Regions from separate parts of the Homo sapiens genome. Here region 2 is linked to region 1. Evidence: chromatin contacts called from ENCODE Hi-C or POLR2A ChIA-PET data. All regions are on one chromosome and are shown on one strand. Each heading gives the region's core, a stretch centred on a gene start or an enhancer-like site at or near the end of the contact. The rest is flanking DNA. Distances are from core to core; before and after follow the strand shown. Region 1 overlaps KLF7 (KLF transcription factor 7). Region 2 holds the start of MYOSLID-AS1 (MYOSLID antisense RNA 1).

Region 1 (4,728 bases), core at 1,208-3,707:
AGGATAGCCAATTAGCACACTGTATTTAATGCTGATGTGGTTTCCTAGTAACAAGATGTACAAGTCTGTCTGTTGCATTTTCCCCCTCCCCTTCTCACATTTTCCTCAATCATGCACAGTATTACTATTTGCCCTAATTACTGTTTCTCCACTGCTTCCAGCGACCATTATTTTATCCCCAGAGAAATTGGAGGAACTCAGGAAAAATCTTCTGTAATGACAGTATTTAGTTTCAAATTCAGTTTAGTTGTAAGCCTTGAGACACTAAACAACAACAAAGAATGAAAAAAACAAAAAGCCAGCAAATTGCCCTCTGCCTAAATTTTTAAGTAGCCTATGATACCTTTTCTAAACGCTAATATTTACGTGCAAGTGAAACAAAAAAATTTAATACATACCGTCATTTTGCCACACATTACATTTTCAAATAGGGTGAATCCTCTGTGTACTTGAATTTATTCATATTGATTTTCTGACATTCTCTCCCGAACACTAGGAACATAAAATGTCTTATTACCTATATCAAGGAAGGAAGATGTATCTTTTGTTGCTCTTTTTAAAATACCAATACTAGTTTCAACAGGCTCATGACCAATTGAGAATTCAATATGAGGGATCATTATTTCCTTTCTGCAACAGAAGTTCAGTACAGGTGAAGGATGTTGCATATCCCATAGTAAGGGGATTCCAAACACCATGTGATAAGTTCATAACCAAGCAACGAATTCCATGAGATGACATTAAACTACATAAACACACGAAATGAAGACAGAAACCTTTTAAACAGGACTACTGCACAGTTATTCTAAAATATTTCCTACCATATCTTGGTGCTCTTCTACACTCAAATATGTACCAGAGTCAAGCTTTTTCTTGGTTCTATTCATTAAGACACAGATAGAATCCTGCATTTTTTAGGGCAACTGCTAGACTCCTAGAACCACTCTCATTTAACATTGGCTTCAATATTAGAGCAAACTATAGTCCTTATTACAAAACATCCCTGCTAGGAAAATAGCAAGGTCTCCAGAGAAAGATATTAGATACCCTAAGACACCTAACTAGGCAATACTCTACCATGGAGGTCAAGTTCTTTCTCAGCTAAGGATGGCTTCTGGTTTCCTGCCTGCAACAAAATGATTGATAGCTTTTATCATTTTTAGCTCATCTAGTGAAACAGATAAAACTATGCAGACCCAACAAAGTTGGGATTAAAACATCTTTTTACATTATTTGCCTGAAAACAATATGTACCACTTTACTGAATTCCATACATGTTATAGTAATGGAAACGGATACATTTTAAAGGCAGAAACAACAAAATAAGCCTAAGTATATGTTTTATAATACCAGATGAGTAGTTTAGAATATAAAAGGAGTTTTAATCTGTAAATGTATTTTATTTTGCAAACAAAATAAAAGGGGTCTTACATGAATGCAGATAACTTTTGAAGGGAAGAAAAAAAAAGATGTCAGTTGCAAAAAAAAAAAGGGGGGGTATGCCAAGGAAGTTTGGTTTAGGACAAAGCTGGACTGAGGCTCCATAAGGAACCAGCAATGGGGCATTCTGATCTTTCCTCCCCTACAAGATTATGGGGTCCAATCCCGGGTCAGTCCCCAGCTCACCTAGCTCCATAAACATACATGTTGAAGGAGAAGGTAGGGTGAACAGAAATATGGAACAAAGCATGCTAAGCTTATTCTCATTGCAGACATCCTTAAATAATTGAAGTGCTTTCACCTCCATTATTTCACCACCCATTGGTGACTGAACATGGGGACACTGCAGGAGTGAGAAGTAACTCCATCAGTGGTTGGCTGAATAACCAGCACATTAAAAAGTCACCAACTTTTAATTATTTTAAGTGATCTTGCCTCGACCAACATTTAGCTTAATAATGTCATGTCAATACATTAACAAATTGTTGAAAGGAAGCCACTTTTAGAAAATGTAGAAAATCCAGTAGCAGAGGAGGGGTAGATGGGATGGTGCTGGAGTAAAGTGGGGGAATGCCATCCCAGTTCCCAACACTCCCCCATCATGTCTCCCTACCTGTTTACAGACTACTGAAATTCTATTAAGTTTCCCCTAATTGAAGGTTAAAAAACTAATAATAGAAGATTAAAGTGTTATACACTGGTGGATGGACGTATAATCCACTGACCACAACAGTCTACAGTGTACCAACCACAACAGTCTACAGTGTATTGCTACCAGATCCTTTCTGCTGTGAAGGATAGAGGAAAGCTGCAGGGCAGAAAGTGACAGAGTACAGGAAGGGATCAGATATTAGGTACTTAGGTAGGGAATGCAGAAGAAAAAAACCCCATATTTTAGAAAACAAGTTTGGCCAGGGCTATCCAGTTTGCCTCCATCAGGGTGAAGACAAATAGAAACTGCCTGCCTGGAAAGGGTTAGGCGTTCTCCATTCGGTACCGGAGTCGTGCAGCAGAGCTTAGTGTCATCTGACACATTCTGCCCCTGGTGGACCAGATTCCCAAACAGCTGCATTTACTCATCAGAACTAATTTCCTTATATGAAGTTTGTTTCCTGAGGATCCGTTATCAAGGTTTCAACTGTAATTTCTACTACATTCAAGCTGAATATTTTTCAAAGAAAGACAGGTCACCTTACAATTATTTTTCATCTGTCCTTATATTTTAATTTTTTTAAAAAGAGGACCATTCAAAACCAATTTGTTTAAAAAAATTAACACGTGAGTTTCTTAAACTCCATTTCTTTCTAATTCAAACACAATCACTACATTATTATTTCAACTTCAGGAAACATAGAAAATCCCTGCCTACCATCAATTCTTATAACGTCATCTTAGCCTTCACTCTTTACAAAGCTCCACATAGCTTTCCTTGAACCTTCCTATATTATATGTACAGGATAACCATGATCATGACGGTAATTAACACTCATATTATAATAGAAACAGCCTCTGTACATTATCAATTTATTAAAAGGAACAGTTTTTCTAAAAGTTTACACTTGGCCTTCTCAATGTCATTTTTTCATTTACACAGACTTCTCATGACCCTCTTCTTTTCTTCTCTATCAAACAGAACTCGCCCACCCTTGAAACCTTTGAATTTATAAAATTCTATTACTTTCACTGCCTTTTCTGAAATGAGATTCCTCTTTTCTCTTCTCCTTCCTCCCAGTTCCCCCACATCCCCCATCCAAACTATATTCTGAGATCAAGTTCCAAATATAATGATTTTATGAAACCATATTTCAGGCTTTTGTGTCAAAAAGCGAGGTCCTCGGCAATAAAGAGGGACTAGTGTATGTACAGTGGGTGTTCGAAAATATTGTTTATGATGAAATACTCATTAATTTCATGCTTTTCTTTCTCCTCGATTCTTATTTTAACATACTTATTTGCTTTGTGACTATCAATTATCCATTAAAAGGACATCTGGAATAGGCGTCCCACAAAGCCTATATTTATTATCATAGTATAATGATAAAATAAATGTGCTTGCTGTGTATATGCTGAGTTTAGGCCATGCTTCCCAATATATGTTTACATTAATTTATCTTCATAAATGTTAGGAGTTATCATATTGCTAAATTACCATGTGGTAAAGTTTTAAGATTTTACTGAATCAGAAAATTCTCCCAGCGATTGTTTTTCACCACCTCATTTCATACCCTTTCTTTTCAAACTTCTCTTAAGCTCTTGAATATGCTAAATCCAAATTATCAAACCCTCCTATTCAGCTCTCTCCACCTTGTGAACTGAACATTTAACCCTTATTCTTGTTTCCATCCCATAATCGGGGTTTAATGAGTTTCTGCCTCAACACATGGATAAACTTCATTAGCAGCCATGTGTCTCGGCATATTAAAGGCCCTTTAATGTCTTAAAATCGCCCCATTTCAGTTGCTATTGTATAAATTCAAAGAATTCTTATCTATGGCACTAGCAGGTTGAAAGTGGTTGATGAACCCCCTACAGTTCCACACTGAGGTATTAAATTTTATCCTGCTGATATGCCTGACCTTGAATTAGGGCTTCTATTTATATAAATTACTATACTATCACATTGACATCATTTAAAAAGATGAACAGCATCAATAAACACTCTGTCCAGAAGGAGAGAAGCGACTTGTTATCTCCAAATCTTCCATGCTGCCTCTGACTGCTGCTGCAAGCCCCTGCTTTCATTTACTGCCCCATCACCACCCTTCAGCACTCCTTCCCAAATGGACCACCCTGTTCTCCTTTGCTGGTCACTCCATGGTACAGTGCCTGACATCTATGGGCACTTAATACCTGTTCGCAGAAAGACTGAAGAACACATACAGTAAATAAGAAGCAAAACAATCTACTGAGTAGGATGTAAGCCTATAGGTCAGGAGACATGGGTCCAATTTAATTTCTAACAACAGGGACTTGCATAGCCTGAACCAAGTTACTTTTTTGTTGTTGTGGTTCCTCAGTTTCTCCCATGTTGTGATAATACTGACCTTTCTTATTTGATAGGGACAGAATATTAACATTTGTCATTTTAATGCGTGAACTGAGACTGGCATGTCTCTCTTTAACACTAACATTAAAAAAAGTGAAAATAGTAACAACCATAAAATAGTAGCTTTATCAGTAACGATAATAGGCCTGGAAATGGAAGACCATTTCTTTGTAATTTCCTTGTACTGCTTCTCAGTCACCTGATGAGGCAATATGTTTAAGGACCCTCCTAATTCTCACCTA
Region 2 (4,728 bases), core at 889-3,388, 140 kb after region 1:
GGTGACACTCAGCAGACATCTGCCTCTCAAATAAACCAGAATCCTCAATCTGTGTTGAGGGTAAAAGCTGGAAACTAGGAGAGAGAGACGCTGCCTGGGTAAAGAGACGGAAGGAACTCAGCCTAGGTCCAAGGGGGAGCTCATTCCACCTAGAAAGAGAATCCTGATCTCTCTGGAAAAAAAGGAGAGATGTTGAGCTACAAGGAGGCAAGGCTCACAGAGCCAGATGAAAACATCCTGCTTAGAGCACATGGAATGTCTCTGTTACATTTCTGCGGTCACTGAACTATAAACTAGGCTCCTGCAATATATATCTGCACTTGGTCACCTGAATATATAAAGGTGTTTAAAAAGCAAGTCTGCAAGCCATTTCTCTCTTTTTTTTTTAACTGACTCTCTTCCAAAAAAGTAACTAAATGACACATTACTATGTTTCCACATAATCTCTTATCAGATTTGAGCAGATTTGTCATAGTCCTAGACAGGTGTTAGTATCTTTGTTTATCCCAGCCTTCCACACCTTGCAAGATCATTCAGCCTTCCTTCTAGAAATTTTATTCCCTTCTTTGATACACTGGATTGACTGAAAACAGGTTTTGCATATACTTCAAGAGAATAAAAATATTTTTTGCATTAAAAATAGAATCACCACAGGCACAGAGATAGTTAGACATTTAAACAAAGGGTATATCAAATCTTCTATTCTTCTAGCTAATCTATTTTCAGTACTGCCAGAAACACCTAACAAACTACAGTCTCACAAAATCAGAATCTGTGGTACTAGTATCATGTGGTGATGATTAACCTTGTCAACTTATTTTTTAAATAATCCTCATCGTTTATACCATTGTAGTAAAGGGTTCCCCTCTCCCATGCAGCAAGTCCAGAATGAAAGTGGGTTGTTCCCATGGCAACAGAATACAAGGCAGAGAACTCCAGAGAAGGGGGGCGGGTGCATCTCTACACTCAAGGCCATAGCTGCAAGAAAGCCCCAGGCTCCAGGATGGTGGCAGCAAAGAGATGCAACCTGCCATGACATCACACTGCCAGATGGCCTGCTGTTGACATAGGGTTCCCCCCCAACTAATTATTTGCATAAATCTGGATCATTCATTCAAAGAAAAATAAAGGATTCACTCAAGTATACATTGACGTACTTATTAGACAGTTTTTCTCTTTGAACAACTTAGTATTACAAACATTCCCCAAACACCAAGCACATAGTTGCCTTACACATGGAAGCTGTTTAAGAAGCATGTATTTCACGATATATTGGACCCCTTCCTGAACCAGGTATTGCTCAAGATCCAGAGGAGAGTTCTCTCTCTCCAGAGAGTTCACTGTTTAGTGGGTGGACAAGCATGTATAAAGATCCATAGAACCTTACATATCAGCTTAATGATAGACTTGCCCAGGGTATCACAGGGGTGAGAATTCAGGAGAGGAGACCACAACCCTGGAGAAATACATAGGAGGGGAGAAAGGAGACAACGTACGTGTCACATGACCCCGAGGATGAATGAGGAGCTATTGATGCTCCATTGTTTGCTCTGTCTGCTTGCTTTGAGATTGTTGGCGGAGCAAACAGCACAAGCAAAGACCCAAAGGCAAAAAGTAGCACAGTCTAAGTAGGGGAAGCATATGCAGTTTGCTTGTGTTGAACACAAATCTGTAAGGCAGGGACTGGAGGGAGCTGAAGCTAGAGACACAGGGAGCTAAGATGTTAAGAGAACATGTAAGTCCCTCCATCTGGAGAGCTTGGACTATATTTTCTGGGCAATGATGGCACCAACGTGATAAAGCCTGCTTTCTGGATAGACTCAACAGCAGTGAGGAGAGTTGCTTAACAGATAAGATTGGAGTCCAGAGGACCCGTCCCAAGACTGCTTCAAACATCCAGGCAAGAGACAATAAGAGCCTGACTTAGATGGAGGACTAGGGATGGAAGGGTGAGGAGACATTCTAGAAATATTTAGTGAGTAAAGTCACATAGCTTCTCAGCATGACTCACCTTCCCAAATTCCTAAGACTCAAATCTCCATCCACGTCTCCATACCAATTTCGACACTGAAGAAAACCTGGAGGGAGGAAGGATAAGATTTGCAGCGGCTAAAGCTCCTTCAATAGTACATAGCTTATACGGTACATTCGTTGAGCCACTTAAAATGATCAGAGTCACTTTAAACCTTATTGGCTGAGTCGATGAACAGGCAAAATATTTCTTTCTTGAATAGTCCAGTACATTGTTTTCCACAATTAGCGGTCACTGGGGTCGGAAAAAGAACGGAGGTTTTTAGAAAGATTCTGAACAATGTATCAATGCCAACTGAGAGTGGCAGGCACAACAAAACTGATAATGCTTCATATTGAGATAGGATCATTCCTCTGTGGCTTTCCTAGTTTCACAGTGAATATTAATTTTTAGAGCATTCCTATGAAGTAGAAAAGTGGCAAAGCAAGTTGGCTCCATTTCCGTGTGTGGGGCGGGGGTGGTAAGATACTAGTGCAGAGAGATGAACTGACTCGTCAGAGGCAAGGCTAGTTGGAGGAAATCCAGAGGGCAGTTTGGGCTTCTTGGTTTCTTCTGGTTTTATCATCTAAACCCATCCTAATGAGGTTACTGTCTTTAACTCAGCCTGTCCAGATCTCATCTAAAAAGAGGAAGCAAAGACCTGGGTAATTTTCCAGATAATTTCTTTAAAAGAGAAAAAAGCAACCTCTCTTTCCTCCAAATTGTTTATAATTGATGCAATACAGGAAGTCTCACTGCTTGTTAATGAGCTCCCAAACTCAAATTTTGCTATTTAATTTCTTTTTGAAATCTGCGTTTGCCCGAAATATCTCAGTAATTCAAGTGGAAAGGGAAGTTTTGCCTAAATTATGAAAATGACCTCAATTTCCTTCTTTGCGTAGCTAAGGGAGAAGTGGGCAGAACATGGTATCTGAGCTGTAGGAATCAAACCCTTCCCCATGGCCTGGGGTACATGGATCCCCTCTTGGTGTTGGGGAAACCCCACACTCAAGTTCAACATTGTCATCCTGTTTTCCGTCGTCAATCTGTAAGTCTTCATCCTTTACTCATTTGTATCTCCCAGGACTGCAACAGACACCACCTGCTTTGTTTCATTTATGCATTAGTAAAAACGTAGGACTTATACTAATGATTGGAAGAAATGACTCATTTCAAGTTCTTGCTACAGGGTCAGTCTTGGACACAGTTTATTTTGTATGTATATAAAATGGGTAAATTGAGCTAGCAGTGATGAAGCAAGGAAATGACTGCCCTGCCTGCTTTTTTGCCAAAGCACACGTCCCAGTTCTTTGTCTGACTCTAGTCCCTGTCATCTGCCAGTCTGCTTTTGTCTTTCCCTCATTCGGCCACTCTTCCCTTACTCCTTTCTTCTTGTATCTCTCGGGATAGAGCCACATGCCTCTGGACGGCTTCCATTCAGTGAGAACCTTGGATAACAAGGTGGTCCACAGGCAGCAGTTCAGCTGAAAAGCAGCAGCCCTATCCTGAAGCTATTTTGGAGGCAGACTATGAGTCGATAGCAGGACACCAACAGTTTGCCTCTTCACTGGGGCTCACAGATAAAAGCCTCAGATCTTGATGATGAACAGCGGCAGCTCCTTTGGGCGGGCATGTGGGCTGTCCTGCTGCTCCCGGCAGTCAGAAGAGCCAAGAACAAAAGATGTCCGCCAGGCCGCCCTGGTACCCAGCCGGAGCACACTGGGTGTCTTGCACACTCACATCCACACACTGCCCGACTCCCTGAGGCATGGAGATTGCTCTCTTCTGGATTCACACATCTCCCAAAAGGAAGAGCCCCTTTCTGAGATAAAATCACTGCATTTTTACACCCTGAACAATTAGACAAGATTTCCCAAAATGTAAGAGCAGTTAGTAGTTAGTAGACTCCATCCAAGGCGGTGAAGGCAGGAGGAGAGAAAAGGAGGGAGGAGGGAGAGGGTGGGGGAAGGAGAGCAGCAGCTTTGGAGTCTTTGTTTCTCTCCCATCTGGCTGAAAGCCAGAGGCGAAGATCGAAGAGACCTATCCTTTGTCCACTGATCTGACAGTCATCCCATGTTACCACTCGGCAAAATCAAAGTGAAATGCGTTCACACATTCACGTCCATCGCTCAAAAGGTTGCTATGAAATCTGTCTTCCTGTGCCTAATGGCAGCAGGATTTCTATGCAACAGTCCTGTTTTCAAGGTCATAATAAAATGAAGAGAGCTCCACTTTTTCCACTATAGTCCATCATTCTTAGCATGCTCCTGTCCTCCCAAGGACCCAAGCATGTGCTCTGTGACTTTAAGGGAAGAGAGAGTTCTTCCCAGCCTCTCTCTATCACGTCAGGTTAGGCTGTAGCATGTAAAGTTCCAGGCCATAAATAATTCAAAAGGCATGAAGAAGATTTTCTTCATTCTCCATCTATCTCTGCACACAACATCCCTCCCTCCCTTTCTGGCTTATAACAAATGCTAATTTAATCAACTGGCAGTAGATTGTACTGGTTGCTGACTCATGCCAGACACAGCCCCTATGGACTAACAGAGCTATGCCATCTCATTTGGAAATGAACAATGAAGAAGTGTGGTCCTGAGCTGACCACCTTCCTGCATTTGTCCTTTGTTTCCTCATTTTTCTACCCTCCTCCCCTAAAAAAAGGTTATTTACAAATGTATCCCCTGACATACACGCAAGCAATTTACATGGCAGCCACA

Evidence for each region. Hi-C counts contacts between places; a loop is a spot of excess contacts on that map. ChIA-PET counts read pairs that join two places held with the same protein, here RNA polymerase II (POLR2A). Pooled maps may share reads with other maps.
Region 2: a loop to region 1 is called in a pooled map, with 2.4 times the contacts of the local background. The contact joins the promoter of MYOSLID-AS1 here to the enhancer-like site in region 1. A Hi-C loop is called at or near these places in 9 of 50 pooled maps. POLR2A ChIA-PET finds 5 or more read pairs at or near these places in 3 of 52 experiments (BJ, MCF 10A and activated naive CD4-positive, alpha-beta T cell).

What each region holds. Positions count from the first base shown.
Region 1 is chr2:207,113,699-207,118,426 of GRCh38, forward strand. All of the region lies in intron 2 of KLF7 (KLF transcription factor 7), which reads right to left. Among named protein-coding and RNA genes, the nearest start is that of MIR2355, 6.0 kb to the left of the region's middle. Within about 2 kb of position 2,458, at least 2 of the 41 ENCODE cell types and tissues checked have a DNase peak (open chromatin) inside an H3K27ac peak, as active enhancers do.
Region 2 is chr2:207,252,178-207,256,905 of GRCh38, forward strand. It overlaps MYOSLID-AS1 (MYOSLID antisense RNA 1), which reads right to left and starts at 2,139. Exons shown (of 4, transcript NR_110283.1): 1 at 2,012-2,139.